Linked DNA regions of Homo sapiens: region 2 is linked to region 1. Evidence: read pairs that join two places in POLR2A ChIA-PET (ENCODE). Cell type or tissue: A673. All regions are shown on one strand. Links, peaks and the distances in the headings refer to the core of each region. The heading gives the core; the rest is flanking DNA.

Region 1 (8,334 bases), core at 223-8,222:
CCAAGGCAAGTGTTAGGAACAAACAGATCATCTAACTCCTTCACCTGGGACCAGGGAATTCACTTAAACGTGTCACAGCCCCTTACTAATTGGTCCCCCAGTGAGAGCACATCATGGAGCCTCTGCATGGATGTCCAGCCCAGAGGAACGAGGCCAGAGGCAGGAAAGGATGAGCGCTGGACACCAGGGAAGACTCCCCACTCGTAGACTTACCCGGATCTCTCAGCAGGTGTGTGCAGATGTGCATGTGTGTGTGCATGGCTCTTAAGGAATTACCACCTGGATGAGATTTTTAAAATTTATAATTGAGGGGCCATCAGATTCAACACTCAGGTGAGGTACAAATAGATTATAGCCCATGTTTCTCAGCTTCAAGGCCAGAGTAGTCACGTCCATGCTGGCCTTTCACAAAATGAATCCCATGGAAGGCTGGTCCTATGAGATGCTCTAGGAACAAAAGATTCTACAGGCTACAAAGTTTGGGTGCTGCTGCACAGCCGATACCTCCTCTAGGAGAGTCACTTTTCAAACCTCTGAGCAAAGTCCTGCAGGTTAGATAACTCTGTGTAATTCAGTGTTTGCATACAGTTCTCACTAGAGATCCACCGTCAGAAAACAAGTGTTAACACAGAGAACCCACATTACTCCAAAACTGCACTGCAGGTCAGGAAAATGCATGGCATCAAAGCTGTCTGCCTAACAGATGGAGGAGCCCAGGGCTCATGGCAGGGACAGAACCATCCAACAAGATGCGTTCTCAGCAGTGAAAACATACCGGCAAATAGATGAGAATAGAAAGCCCCAACACCCACAAGTAGAGCGGACCTGAGAGACGATAGGGGTGGCACTGCAGGCCAGGAGGGACAAGATTCAACAACATTCTCAGCAACTGGCTAACTCTACAGGAAAAAGAACACTGGACTCTGTCAGATGACATCATATGGTCTTACATAAGCACAAAATGTGCTAGGAAAATACTGGTCAATTCAGCACCATTTATACACTTCTTTCATCAAAAGTCATCATAAGAAAATGAAAAGACAAGCTAAAAACAGAGAGAAGATATTTGTAGTATATTAACTAACAGATAATTATTCTCTAAAATATAAAGAATGTCAAAACTATGAAAAGATGCTCAATCTCATTAGTGATCTGAGAAATGCCAAAATGAGATACGATTTTTATACCTACTGGATTAAAAGTTAGGAAGTCTGACAGTGCCAAGCATTGGTGATAATGTGGAACTGGGAGCAATATAAATGGCACAAGCAATTTAGAAAAGAATTTCATGTTACCTTATATATTTCAGGCTTATAATTCTACCACTGAGCATGGAGCATAGAGAAATAATTTCCTGTGTGAGCTGGAGACATATACAATACTCACAGCAGTACTTAGTGCAAAAACAAACAACCAAAAACAACCAGAATATCCATCAATATTAGACTAGACAAAAAATGATTTGTGACCGTCATAAATAGATCCAAATGAATACATATGTTGTAATACATTCATTCAAAGTAAACAACAGTTGGCCAGGCGCAGTGGCTCACGCCTGTAATGCCAGCACTTTGGGAGGCCAAGGCGGGTGGACCACTTGAGGCCAGAAGTTTGAGACCAGCCTGGCCAATATGGTGAAACCCTGTCTCTACTAAAAATACAAAAATTAGCTGGGCGTGGTGTCGCATGCCTGTAATCCCAGCTACTCGGGAGGCTGAGGCAGCACAATTGCTTGAATCCGGGAGGCGGAGGTTGCAGTGAGCTATTGCACCACTGCACTCCAGCCTGGGTGACAGAGAGAAACCCTGTCTCAAACAAACAAACAAACAAACAAACAAGGCAGACAACAACAGGGTGGACTCCAGCTATAACCGTCAGTGTAGATGAATCTTAGAGCAATGCTGAATTCAAAGGCCAGCTGTATCATGCATATGGAATGATGCCATTTCTAGACACTTCAAAAACAAGCAAAACGAAACAATACAGATATTACATATACATTATATAGATATTATGTATCTAGGGATACATACTATGTACTAAACTAGGAAGAAATGCAAGGCTAGTGGTCATCTGTGGGAAGAGGTAGGGATGGCAGTGGGAAGGAGACCATGGGCTTCCAAGGTGCAAGTTCTGTTCTCCCCAGTCATGATCCAGATGCCCAAAAGCATACAGAGGGAAACAGTAAAGCTTTAGATTGAGGTGGAATATTGAATTCTTACAAGCTAGGTGCCTTTCCCAACACTCCTTCCAAAGAAGGAAACATAGCCAGGAGTTAAGGATAATAGCAGAGTTGTGCCCTGGCTCTGGGGAGCTCAACTAGCTGCCTTGGATAGGGTGTTCATGGTACACCTGCTGTGTCTATGTCCCTCCTCTCCCTCCTTCATCCTTCCGTCCCCCTCTTTCTTTCTCGGGCTAATTTGCTACACAGCATTAGATAACCAGAACACCTAGGTCCTAGCATAAGCCCCACCTCCTCCAGGAAGCCACCTGACTCCCTCCAGCAACAGCTCTGCACTTTACCTTTGTATTCTCTCCTTTCTGACTATGGTCAGCAGACTTCTAAGACGGCCCCCAAAGATTGCCACCTGGTATTCATGTGCTCGTGTTATCTCCTCCTCTTGAATAAGCTGGACCTAGTGACTTCTAGTGCACAGAAATGTGGTGAAAGTGATGGGATAACAATTTCCAGATTAAGTTATAAAAGACACTGTGGGCTGGGTGCGGTGGCTCACGCCTGTAATCCCAGCACTTTGGGAGGCTGAGGCGGGTAGATCACCTGACGTCAGGAGTTCAAGACCAGCCTGGCCAAGATGGTGAAACCCCGTCTCTACTAAAAATAGAAAAATTATCTGGGCATGGTGGCAGGAGCCTGTAATCCCAGCTACTTGGGAGGCTGAGGCAGGAGAATCGCTTGAACCTGGGAGGCGGAGGTTGCAGCGAGCAGAGATCACGCCATCGCACTCCAGCCTGGGGGACAAGAGCGAGACTTTGTCTCAAAAAAAAAAAAAAAAAAAGACAAGACACTGTGACTTCCTCCTTGTTAGCAGACTCTCTCTTGCTGACTTGATGAAACAAGTTGCCATGTTGAACAGGCCCATGTGGCAAGGAATTGAGGGAGAGTTTCAGCTAACAGCCAGCAAGCGGACCAGTCCAACAGCCCACAAGGAACTGAATCCTGCTGATATGATTTGGCTGTGTCCCCACCCAAATCTCATCTTGAATTCCCATGTGCTGTGGGTGGGACCCAGTGGGAGATAATTGAATCATGGGAGTGGTTTTAGTGGTAGTGAATAAGTCTCATGAGATCTGATGGTTTTATCAGAGGTTTCCACTTTTGAGTCTTCCTCATTCTCTCACTTTTTGCCTGCCACCATCCACGTAAGACGTGACTTGCTCTTCCTTGCCTTCCACCATGATTGTGAGGCTTCCCCAGCCACTTGGAACTGTAAGTCCAGTTAAACCTCTTTCTTTTGTAAATTGCTCAGTCTCATGTATGTCTTTATCAGCAGTGTGAAAACAAACTAATACACCTGCCAACAACGAGAGTGATCTTTAAAGTGGATCCTGCTCCAGCTGAACCTTGACTGGCGCCTGTGGGAGACCCTGAAATGGGGGACAGAGCTAAATTGTGCCCAAATTCCTGACCTACAGGAACTGTGAGATGATAAATACGAATAAATAGGGGTTGCTTTAAGCCAGTAAGTTTTGGAGTAATTTGTTATGCAGTGATAGATGCACTGAGGTCATTCAGAGCTGGAAGGTATCATACATCCCCTGCAGTCCCTGGTTGGGAGCACAAGGACACCTCATTAATTCTCAAATTAATGACCAAATTTTGAAATTATTTCACTAAGAAACTGGAAAAATGAATTATGGGAAGACAATATTTTAAATATTTACCCTAATTTATCCTGAGATTATATATATATATAAAAATATAATTATTATATAATTTATCCTCAAGAGAGATATATGTTTTTATATATATATATATATATATATATATATTTATATGTTTTCTGATCCACTGTCAGAAAACAACTGTTAATACAGAGAACCCACATTACTCCAAAAGTGCTCCAAAGTTCAGCTGGTGAGAGAGAGAGAACGAGATCGAGCACATGGGATTAAGAGCGAGCCATTTCCAAGGAATTTCATCTCACTTCCCACATGAGTGAGAGTCCTCCTAATGTTACAGGATCTTTGGGGTGTTGGTTTTCTGGCTGGAAACCTCTGTGGCCAGTGGTGCCTTTGCCCGTGTTTTGTTCAGGCCTGCTGGGCTTGTTCCGCCCACTCAGCCTGGCAGGCTGAGCTCGGCTTACATTACGGGCCTGGATCCCATGCCTGCCAAGGCCAAGTCAGGTATGGAGCAGCAAGGGGTATGTAAGCATGGGGCCCAACCACTGCAGTTACACACACCAGCTGCTGCAGTGGGGTAGGCAGCTCCAAGTGCTGGCATGGGTGCGGGCTCTCTGCAAGGCTGCAGCTGGACCAGGCATGCATGCAAGCAGCTTCCACGGCTGCCAGTGCGGAAGACGGTAGTGCCCAGAAGCTTAGAGATGCTAGGAACTGCAGGACCCCAAAGAGGGAGTCACAGCCCTGACTCAGGGAACTCCCAGGTCTGGGTTCCCTGAAGGGCTGCAGGTCTTCTCTCCTTCGCGCACAATGTGGTGAGCAAGGGGCATTTCAGCCCTGTTTGTTATAGCTCTTTTAGCCTCACCATTTGGCGGGTCCTGAGTTCTTGTCCTGTGGCCAGGAAGAATGAAGTATGTGGACAAGTGGAGGATGAGCAAGATGAAGAGGAGCTTTATCGAGTGATAGAACAGCTCAGAGGAGACCTGCAGGGAGTACCTCCTTTCCGCAGCCAGGGTGTTCCGATAAGTGTTCAGCTCCTAGCAGAGAGGGTAGCTGCTCTCTCCAGGCAGGTCATCCCAAGTGTTCAGCTATCAGCAGAGAGGGTAGCTCTTCTCTGCAGCTGGTTGTCCCATTGTCTCTGCTCTGCTTTGGCTGAGCCCAGGGCCTTTCTGGGCCTCAGGAGGGAGAAACTGAATATGCCAATTGGTCCGTGGGCAGCCATAGGTGGGACCAGAAAAGGCACAAGTTCCCATTCCAGTCAGGTCCACAGAACTGGCAGCCCAGCCCCCAGCTTCCAGGCCGTCCGTGGCCTGAAGGTGGGGCCTCACCAGGGACCCGCCCCTTTCTGCCCAGGAGCCTGTCTGCCTCCTGCAGCCATCCATGGTGCCCAGACTGCTTGACCAAGGGGCACCTGCAGGTCAGCACCGAGACACCCTTAGCCTCCCCCTCAGTTTCCCCTCCCCTCCACCAGTGCTTGTTGGTGCCCAAAGTCCAGAGGGGGCCGACGTGGCAGGAGGCTGGCTTTTCAGTGCTGCCCCAAGTGTGCACACACCCTGCTGAGCTGTGACAATGCCCAGCTTCGGCTCCAACCCCACTCTGAGATCTGGCTCCCGAGGGTGCACAGTGCGGATACCCAGGTCCTGTGCCTGGGAAGGCGAGTCTCCCACCTGCTCCATGGACGTGCAGGCGGCTCTGGCCATGCCTCCTCGCAGTCTGGGGTAGGGGTTCAGGTTCCTTGCTGGGCCCATGCTGGCATCTGAGGCAAGAGTGACGTCACCACAAGTTCTTCCTGTGGTCCCAGTGCTCAGGGGTGGCCTAGGGCTCTCCCTTGCCTGGCTCACAGCCCTGCCCAGCAGGAGTGCCTCCAGGAGCGGATTGCAGGCCCTGGGCCTGGTCCTAGGGAGCATCAGGCTCAGAGGTCACCCCGCTATGAGGCAGACCCTGGGGATCCGGCCCTGGGAAATCCTGCGCAGAGCCTCCTCCCAAGGCGCAGGAATCCGGCGCCAGTCAGCAGGAAGGGTGCGGTGGCCGTGCCACTGGCTGTGTCCCCAAAGTGAGCACCGCTCCCACTTCCCACTCCAGGCCCCCAAAGGACAGCCCCAGCTCCGCACCCCAGGCGCGGCCCCCGTGCTCCATGTGCAAGCATGGCACCACCCCGGGCCCAGCTCCGCCTGTGGCCCTTCTCTGCCTGGTCCTCCATGCACAATCACGCTGCTCCCCCGCCGGCAGGCAACTCAACCTGGCCACATTGCGGCGGCCCCCCGGGAGACAGGCTCCAGGGGTATCCCTGCAGCAGGCTCCAGGGACTCTCCGCCCTCCTGGCAACAGCAAGCAACAGTGGTGGTAACGCGGACCAGGGTCCAGAGCAGTGGTGGCTCCAGGCCTGGAGGCAGGCCCCACTCGGCCACACAGGGGTGGGGGCGGCGCAGTCGGCTGCCACAGGGACACGGGGCACAGGGAACGTGGGGCACAGGGGTCTCACCATCACCACGGCTGCTCCTGCAGCCACCACTCACACCTCCCTGCTACGGCCGGCACAATGGCAGCAGCCACTCCAGACGGCCCACTGCTGCCATCACTAGGTACCAATGTGTTTCCATCACTATTTCCCTCATGCTGACACCTTCCTGTGGAGGTGTCATTTTCTAATAAGCAATATTTTCCCACATCAGCTGGGATTCATAACATTTTGAAAAACAAATTACAATTTGAAGGTGGGGGACACCTTTTTATGGACATTACACTTTACTAAATATTTCCCTGGGTTTCTCTATAACTAAAAATAAAAACTATAAGGAGATACAAAATTTCTTAAGTGATCATAACTGGAAAGCAAAATTGCAGAAGCTACTGATTTTCTTGCTTACTCTAATTTTTCTATGATGATCATGCATTGCTTTGTGTATTAATTTGTCTTCACACTGCTGTAAAGAACTACCTGAGACTGGGTAACATATAAAGAAAAGAGGTTTGACTCACAGTTCCGCATGGCTGGGGAGGCCTCACAAAACTTCATCATGGCAGAAGGTGAAGGGAAAGCAAAGCACATCTTAACACGGTGGCAGGAAAGTGAGCGAGCAAGGGGGTAAATGCCAAACACTTTTAAACCATCAGACCTCGTGCAAACTCATGAAAACAGCATGGGGGAAACCATCCCCCATGATCCAACCACCTCCCACCAGGTACCTCCCTCAACACGTAGGGATTACAATTTGAGATGAGATTTGGGTGGGTGGGGACACAGAGCCAAACCGTCTATCATTTTGCATGATTTTTAGCATTCTAAGATCAAAAAGAAAAACATCACTTTCAAAGTACATGAATGATACCAATAATAGAAAAGAATATGACATTTTATTTTCACTTATGGACATACAGTACATGAATTTAGAAATAAAATCGTCGCAGGATTCTGAAATACTGATACCTTAAGATCTAACACACTGATATTAGTCCATTCCCTACAAAGCAGCCACATTAGCAGTTCAGATTTGGTCTTTGTTGTAGCTGTTGACATTAAGTTCTTTAAGTGAAATGCCCAGCAGCATTTAAATAATATTTTACAGCAGACATGAACTAAGTTTCAATATTCCATCTTTGGAACAAATTATGCTTATTTACATGTTAACAGGTGGCTATATTTACTTACCCTATTGTGAGTTTAATGACTGATTTTAAACTACAGAGGGTTTTCCAGCTATTATTTCCTTTAGTTTCTAAAAGTAACGACTTATATTAATGTTTTATAAAAGATAGTGATGAAAAAAAGGTAATGCTGAAATAAAGGCGCTTTTAGAAATATTTAAGGACAACATAAGGTATTAATATTGGAAAAAAACTGTACATATTTTCAAGCACAACACTGAAATATTGCAGCAGTGTTTAACTGAATTATTTAAAATAGTGGTAATTATACTACCTTACATACCGTTCTAATATTTAAATCTCTTAATTACAATTTGAATATACAATCTGACTTACAATTAGAACTATGCACAGTTTCCGAAGCATATTTTTCAGGTTTGTTTTTGCACAAAAATTAACGTTTAAGTTGGTCCTTGATTTGGAGTACTATAACTACCTGGAAGCACTAAGTTTTAGACACATTCATTGATAGCCAACAAAATCCTTGACAGAGTGAAAAACATCAAGAGTACCATGCGTGAAAAAGCAGCTGTTACCCTCCAAGTGCAATATGAAATCTAGAACAAGACCCTCTCAGAGGCCTGCGTGTCTCAATGAGTGACCCTCAAAGAAACCAAAATGTATAGGAGGAAGTAGCTGACCAGTCATGGGCATCTTCCACATTGGGATAATCTTTAAAACAGAGGCAGCTTTGGACCTCTAGCGTAAGAGATAGACTTTACATTCTTTGATTTTATTTACACTTTTTTAAAAAGATAAAGTATATCTGAATTCTCTCATCACACCTAAACTGCTGGTGCACTGGCAGTTCAAGCTGATTAAAGTCATGAG
Region 2 (8,334 bases), core at 159-8,158, 140 kb before region 1:
CACACGTGTTTGCAGGAAATTTGACAAATACAGAAAAGCCGAGAGGAGAAAATCAAAATCACCCGTAATCTTCCTACCCTAAAATAACCACTTTTAACTTTCTGTTGTTTTCCCTCCCAGCCGTGTTTCTATGCATTCGTACACTTTGAACTTTTATTTTCTTTTTCCCACCTAACGGATTATGAACATTTCTTTCATCATTAAACATTCTTCAGACAGGTGAAGGCATCAGCTACCTGGCATTCCGACAGGGGCTGTGCCCCAATTCATTTAAACATTCCCCTCTGTGGGGCAATTCACCTGCTTCTAACTTCTTTTTATAGTTATTTTGAAATATTTCTCAGGTGAATGAAAGATGCATTTTCTTCAGAAAGGTTGTATTCTGCCCCTTTCCTCCTAAGCCGAAGAACCAAGAACTTTCCCCAGGCAGTATTTCTGAACGGTTCTGACATCTTCAGCTCTGTGGAGTGATTGCTTCCTGCTTGGCATGACTCCAGGTGCCATCAAGAAGCCCAGTGAGCCTCTGTTTTGAAATAAGAAACTCACCCAGCAAGCAGAAAAGCAGCCACTTTGGAGCTGAGCATTACTCTTCTTTTTTTTGCCCCAGATGAAAAATGCCCAGTTGAGTTTGGAAGACCTCAACTCAGCAAATTTTATTTTATTACAGCTTGGGGAATACGGAGGTTGATTTTTGAGATATCAATTAGAAAACACTTTATATATGTTATATATATATATATGTTATATATATATGTTATATATATATTTATATAAATATATATATATGTTATATATATATTTATATAAATATATATATATGTTATATATATATTTCTAATACCCAGGGCTTATGTCACCTCCTTTTTGCTTGCATGAAAGGACTGAATATTAATCATGTAATACCTGAGAAAAATTCCCAAAGAAAGAAACCACAAAAAGAAGAAAGAATGGCTTTGTTATAGTGAGTGACAGCAAGTTTCAGATTGGAAATAGCAATAGATGGTAACGACATTGGTAAGAGTTTGGAAAAAAGGCCTCCACACTGCTGTGAGGAGTATAAATTTATGTGATCTTTTTGGAGGGTTAAGCCATATCTGTCAAAATTTACAAAGCACAACATCTCTGACTCTGCAGCGCATCTGCTTGGAATTTGCCCTACTGGTATTCTCACAAAAGAACACAAGGGTCCAGGTATAGGGATATATGTTGGAGCAGAACAAAAATTGGAAAACAACTTAAATATTCAGCAATTGGTAATATTATGACACATCAATCCAATAAACCATGTGTAGCCAATAAACAAGGATGGTCCTCATGCTGATAGAAAAGAGGTCCTCAAGACTATAAGATTAAAATGCAACATGTAGGAAGACTTATGTTGTGTGATCTTTAAAAAAAAAAAAATAGAAAAAGACATACACTGCACTGCTCACCAGCACCGAAACATTTTCTGGAAGGAGACTGAACCACTGTGACCAGTGGAAAATGAACTTTCATGTTTTCATTTAGATTTTGCAAACTATTTAAATATCTTACCAAGTGTGTAAAATTTTATTTTAAGAGCTGTCATAAAAATAACTTGTCAGATTTAAAAAAAAAAGAAGAAGAAGCCCAATGCTCTAACGTTCAGCACACCTGTTTACAAAACTCATCTAGAGGAGGAACTTGTAGCCTGCTCCAGCTACCGCAGAAAGAGCAAGTCTAGTAATTACATTCACCGAGGCTACTTTATGCAACTAAGTTGTACACTAGCTTTCTATAAAGGTTTCTCTTTATTTTTTTTTTTAAAGGTAATATATAAACACAAGCCAGGCAAGATGGCTCATGCCTGTAATTCCAACACTTTGGGAGGCTGAGGTGGGAGCATCACTTGAGGCCAGGAATTTGAGATCAGCCTGGGCAACAGAGCAAGACCCCATCTCTACAAAAAATTTAAAAATATGCCAGGCATGGTTGCCTACCCTGTAGTCCCAGCTACTCAGCTGGCTGACGCAGGACAATCGCTTGAACCCAGGAGTTCAAGGCTGAAGTGAGCTAACATTGCACTGCTGCACTGCAGCCTGAGTGACAGAGCAAGACCCTGTCTCTAAAATAAATAAACAAATAGTATATATCATGTAATATATTATGGTGTATAATAGAATGTAATATATTACAGTTTATAAAATATGCATCTGCTTCTGGCTCATAGAAAATTTGGAGAGAGCCAAAGAGTAAAAACAGGACATACCCCTCCCTAGAGCCCACATCTAGAACCTCCACAGACAGCCTTGCCATCTATTTCTCTTTCATTTTTGTCAGAATACTTCTCAAATATTTTATTCTCCCAGCTACTAAGTCTCAGTGCTTGCTTTCATTTTTGTCTTGCCAGTGAGAAAGCGGGAAAAATATAGGGGGGAAAATCCCACATATGACCAAACATACTGAGAGTGAGGACCATCTCAGCGGTCTGTCGGGAGTGGATGGGCAGTTGACTCAGCACTGTGGCAAATCTCTCCCTTGCTGCTCAGTGAGGCCTTGTTGCAGGTGCCATGGGCCATCCATCGAACCCACTTATTCAATGTGCCTTGAGTACCTGATACATTTATTTGGCTTAAACAATGTGTAAGACATGATCCATGTCCTCAAGAAGCTTGCATTCAAATACACTGAGTAAGTCATGGCTGCAAATAACAACAAAGGGAAAGTGCTATGAGTTGTGGTAGGAATTGGAAGAAGGAGGTCATGTCTTTAGCTCTGGGGAGAATCCAGGAGGGCTTCATTGAAGAGGTGACATTTTTGCGGGTCCTTGAAGGCCGAAGAGCATGGAGACATGCAACGAGGGGAGGGAACATTGCTCCAGGGTGGGAAAACATATGCACTAAGGCATGAAAGTCAGAAAGCATGGGGTATGTGCAGGGACCTGGGAGATAAAGGAAGGGAGAGAGCTGCTAATTCTCCAAAAGAGAAAAGTGCCTATTAGAAAAGTTAGCTTGGAACCTATTATTATCCAATCACTATTTTTGTATTCTCTAACATTCTTACGTAGCCAACATGAAAATCAGCATGGGGTTATTGTGCACACAGCATCTCCCCACACTTATAGCCTCTGATGCTTACAGCACTAACATCAAATCAGATACTAACATGAGTCAGGAATGCAGGTCCTTACTTTGAACTTTGTACAATTTGCTACACGGAGCTTGAATCATCTCTTACATTTTTTCATAGCTCTGCTTTTTGTTCCCTACACGAGGCAGGGTCTCTGAGCCATCTATCAGATCCATCCACTCACCATGCCTGGATCAGATGCCTGCCAACCGCCCAGCAGGGGCTGCACAGGGCCCAGGGGCTCCCAACACAAGCCTGTGAGTGAGGCCTACACAAAGAGGCTTCAGAACAGATAAGCAGATATTGGAAGAAAAGGACTCCGAAATTCCAGATGCTGAAATAGTAAATTAGCTTTTGCTCGTTCAGGAAAGGGAGTAAGGAGATGGGATCCCACAGACTGGCTGCTGCACAGCCCTTCCGGTTCAGCACACAGTGACCACTCTCTGGATGGACTTGCCAGCCGTCTATGGAGTAACAGCTAATTCAGAACTAAAGAGGGTAGGTGTGTTTGAAAAGGCAAACCAGCATCCACTGATGAGTCATTTAAAATAACTTTTTGCTTTACTCTGATCATAAAGGAGTATTTTTACAATGCACAAAAAATCCCCAAAATGCCAACATACATAATATAGAAAATAAAAACTCCTGAAGCACCCTTTCCTAGTTTAGCCATTGTTAAGTTTCTGAGATACTTCCTTTCTGACTTTTTCTCTGTAACACAACCTCACACACACACACACACACACACAGACACACACGCACTTAATAGAAAGGAAATCAGACTACACATATAATCTTCTATCTTGCTTTCTAATTGCCCATCTTTCATGGATCACCTTCCATGCCAATTCAACATAGAACCGTATCATAGAATTGGATGGCTGCTGTGTATTCCATTGTCTAGATACATCACAATTCATTTAACCATTCGCCTCCTGATGCATAGTTTCCTTGTTTCCAGTTTTTCACTGCTACAAAGAATCCTTTCCATGGGGCAGTGTCTCAGACTCAAGGACCTCATGGGTGTGTCCTTTACCCCTGGCCACCATCTTGTCCCCCAGCACCTGCTTCTCCTTCCTTTAAGGTATAAATCACAGACTGCCTTAAGCCTAAGCTTCATGTATGTGAAGGGGGAGGGAGTTTTATTACTCGCCCTACAAGAAACCTGGGTTGGGCATCACCAATTCCCATTTACCTTCCTGGAAGTTTCTAGAAAAGTGCCTGGTGCCCATGACCTCTGAACAAATGAGTGCAAGCCCAGGTTTTAGAAGCCATCATAGCAGCACACAACTGAGGGCCAAGATGACACTGGGTTGGGGGCAACAAGAAGAAGAGCAATACTCACTGTGGAGGGCGATGCAACTCTCCCTGGGACAGCAGGCACCACCAGCTCTCAGTGTCTGGGGAAAGAGCTGGGTTGCTCTCTGCCTGGGATGAGGGGCAGGCTTTGTGGGTTCTGAGCAGGCAGCTACCCGATAACAACACGAGAAAGGAAGCCAGGCCACCCCTGCCTGTGTTGTCACTGGTGGGGTAGCCCAAGAGGGTGGGGAGTCACCTGTGTAGCTTCCAGCAATCAGCGGAGTCAATCATTTGCAACCAGAAACAAAAAGCTGAAAACTGCTGGGATAAGGGGAAACTGTCTCATCTGAAGACGCACATACAGACTGATGATCTAAGAGCAAATTCTCTTCCTAGACAGCACAGCTGCTTACAGGGAATGGGGAAATTGGAGGATCCCATCGAGAGAAGTCAGCCTTGTCAGGCTTGCCAGAGGTGCACACTGATGAGATTTCTTTAGGTGGTGTCACCTGAGCAGGCCTGTATCAGATTACCACCCAGTGGCAGATGTAGCACTATCCATCGCAACATACCTTTTCTGGCCTTGACAGACGTACCAGAACCCGGAGGGCTGTGCTATCCAACACAGTAGCTACTAGGCAGATGTGCCTATTTAAATTCAAATTAATTAAAATGCTAACTAGGGCCAGTGCAGTGGCTCACCTCTGTAGTCCCAGCACTCTGAGAGACTGAGGCGGGCAGATCACTAGGCAGAGCCTAGGAGTTCAAGAACAGCCTGGACAACATGGTGAAACCTCATCTCTACAAAACACACAAAAACAATTAGGCAGGCATGGTGGCCCATGCCTGTAGTCCCAGATACTCAGGGAAGCTGAGGTGGAAGGATCAGGAGGCAGAGGTTGTAGTGAGCCAAGATTGCACCACTGCACTCCACCCTGGGCAACAGACTGAGACCCTGTATCAAAAAAGAAAAATGTTTTAAGTGTTAACTAGTTTCTCAGTCATGCCAGGTACATTTCAAGTGCTCAATAGCCACATGCAGCTAGTGGCTATCCCAATGGACAATGCAGATACAGAACCTGTCCATCGTCGCCAACAGTGCTATTGAAAGGCACTGCTTTAGAAAGTCTGCCTGTGAGATGTAGCTAGGAACACATGGAGTGCTGGAAAGCCACAGACACCTTCAAATTGGGGCAAATCTAGTAAGGTTTTGCACATCAGATACATTAACAAAGATAATACAATAAATTGTATTAATTACAGGTGTTTTGGTAAAACTTTGAAAAAAGCTAAATATACAAAATATTGCATTTTTAATGAAGATCACAGACGAAGTCTTCCCATCCACTGCTACAGTGGGGACTTCAATCCTGATGTGATTAATGATTTCCTGTCATTGTTATGACAAAGATCCCTTTTATATATTTGTTCTGGGGGAAAATCATGACTACACTCTTGTGGATGTTAATTTCCACCTCTTGGTGTATTGATTGTCCCGAGGACTCAATGCCGCTCTGTCATGGCGTGGTACTCCCAGGCGCATGTCCCCTTCATCACCCTCAGTTCCCGTAGAGCAAAGGGATGCAGAAGGTGCACTTGGGTTTATTGTCTAAATGGAAAAAGGCCAACAAATAGGTCATCTGAAAGGTAGAGGGCATGCACAGTAAGAACGAAAGAGGTGTCTGATTCATCAGCCTTAAGGAACGGCGGTGCGAGGGAGCCGTGAAATTCCCTTCCCTCGGCGGGCGCTCATTGCAAATAAATGGTGTCTGAAACTATACATAGCTGAGAACCAGCCAGATGCTCTGGCATCTCACTCCTCCCTCTCACTTGGCAAATAAAGACACAAAAGGAACTGGTGCTAGAGGGAAGAAGATGTTCCCTTACTTGACTTTCTTGGCTGAATTTGTTTCTCCCCCGTGTTTGATTGCGTCCTTGGAAAGCTTGCAGCGAGGTGAGACACGCACTATTGCAATTGCCATGGGTGAGGAAAAGCCTGTGCTTCTCCCTTCTCTTGACTCAGGCTGTTTCCTCATCAGGTAAGAGCATACAAGGTAGACACTGCTTGCCCCTAGACGTTGGAGTGAGTCTCGGGGGAGGAAGGAAGGTGAGGCTGGCCGTCAGGGAAGAGGAGAAGGGGTAAATGCACCGGTGTGGGAAGATTCCCTCCTCTGCACGGGTCCCCGTGGTCCAGGTGAGGTGGGGAAGCTTAGGTAGGTTCTTCCATCCAGGTCTGGAAGAGCTGCTCTAGAGCACTCACATGCCCTCTCCTGGGATGCAGAGAGGATCATGAGGCTGGGGAGAAGGGAAGACGCAAGGAAGTCATAGAGAGAACTTCCGCTTTCTCAAAGGAGCTTGTGCAAATGTGACTCCCTTTGCTGCAATCTAGTTTAGGTCCATTCCTGAAAAAAGCCCTATCCTCTTGTTTTCTTTGCTGTGTTTCTTTCTTTGCAACTAGAATTCAGAGCTGGGTGACTATAAAAGGTTGCTGGTCCCCTTTTCTAAGGGCTATTTCTCTCTTGCATTCTCACCCTGCCAAAGGTGAGTTCTGGAGGACAGGGCACTATAAGCATACTCTGAGGGAAGAGATGGAGGTTCTCTAGAGGCTGAGTGCCCTCTGTGGTGCCCAAGGAGGCTGAGCTCTGTTCCTGCGAGCCCCAGTTGTCAGACCTGCTCAGATCTCAGGATTTCTTCAGGACCCAACCTACCCCAGAATGGCGTGGAGTGCAGCACATTCATTTGTCACTGAGCCACCTTTCTGGTTCCAAGGCTGCATCTGTCCACTGGACTAGTGAGAGGATTGTCAGTGTTTTGCTCCTGGGCCTGCTTCTAGCTGCTTAACTGAATCCTTGCTCTGTGATGGCCTACTCCGTGGCTGCAACTCTCACTCTTCATGGTCTTGGGGCCTTGGACAAGTTGTTCCTGACTGTGTTCATGGGGATGCATTGCAGAAAGCTGCCAAGGCAGGCCTTTTGGCACTTTCAGCTTTAGCCTTTTCTGGGCTTTGCTCTTTCAACTATCATGATGTGGGCATCTGCAAAGATACTGCCACATTGTAGAAGCGCTGACCTTTTTGACTTATACTTTGAAGAATTAATGCATGCCTCTTTGCCTTCACTTTGTCACGCCATTCAACTCACAATAAGGAAGAAATAACAGATAAATCCATTGGTGGACAGCCATCTTCTCTTAATCACCAGACTATTTTCAGAATTTAAGCTTTGAGGAAAAGGTTTGAGAAGAATTATGTCCAAGAAATTGTGAGACTGAGGTCTGTATTCTGGTGAGTTAACGGGGTTGCCTCCCAGCTTCTTATAAGACTCACATATAACTCAACATGATATATGAGCTTTTGCCTTTGAATTTATCAATCTCTTAAAGAGAATCCAGCTTTATTACTATTACTACATGATCAAATTTCTTCTGTACTTGCCTTGGGAATAATGGGCAAAGAGAAATACTGTTAATTCATGAATAAAAACTTTGCAGAAAATGAGACCGTGTTTAATTTTCAAAAACTTCCCTCTCTATTCAGTAGACACCAGCTACTGATGGTTACATATTCTAGGGGAAGTTGAAAATTAGGAAATGCTGATATCTCACATTATGAATTTCTAAATCCTAGGAAGAAAAGCTTGGAATGCTTCTGAGTATAGCAAAGTTCTGTTTAAGGGCAAGGTCCCCCTTGTAGAAGTATCAAAATATTACAAATTCTAAACTGAGACTTCATTCTCAAATGTGTTTTACTTGTTCTAAAACGATCTGTCCACAAATATAGAACTATAAGTAATAAACTGTTATTTTCCCACTAGAGGAATCTCTAATACAAAAATGCATTCTATGAAAAGAAATTTTTAAAAAAATGTTAATAATAATAATAATAATAATAATAATAATAATAATAGTATCCCCTTTGGGTTATGGACCAAGTGCTGTACCTGGCAA

Evidence for each region. Peaks named below come from ENCODE experiments on the same cell type or tissue, not always from the same donor. Only the 100,000 strongest peaks of a DNase experiment are listed, where the experiment ranks them.
Region 2: POLR2A ChIA-PET joins it to region 1 with 14 read pairs; 2 of 35 experiments call an interaction of 5 or more read pairs at or near these places.

What each region holds. Positions count from the first base shown.
Region 1 is chr3:45,744,269-45,752,602 of GRCh38, reverse strand. It overlaps SACM1L (SAC1 like phosphatidylinositide phosphatase), which reads right to left. Exons shown (of 20, transcript NM_014016.5): 20 at 7,194-8,334. Among named protein-coding and RNA genes, the nearest start is that of SLC6A20, 48 kb to the left of the region's middle. In A673, for the core only: no CTCF peak of the experiment used is centred there; no DNase peak of the experiment used is centred there.
Region 2 is chr3:45,882,757-45,891,090 of GRCh38, reverse strand. CCR9 (C-C motif chemokine receptor 9) reads right to left here and starts at 4,548. Exons shown (of 3, transcript NM_031200.3): 1 at 4,436-4,548. It also overlaps a transcript of LZTFL1 not described here and the pseudogene SDHDP4. RefSeq lists a promoter at 4,533-5,532. In A673, for the core only: no CTCF peak of the experiment used is centred there; no DNase peak of the experiment used is centred there.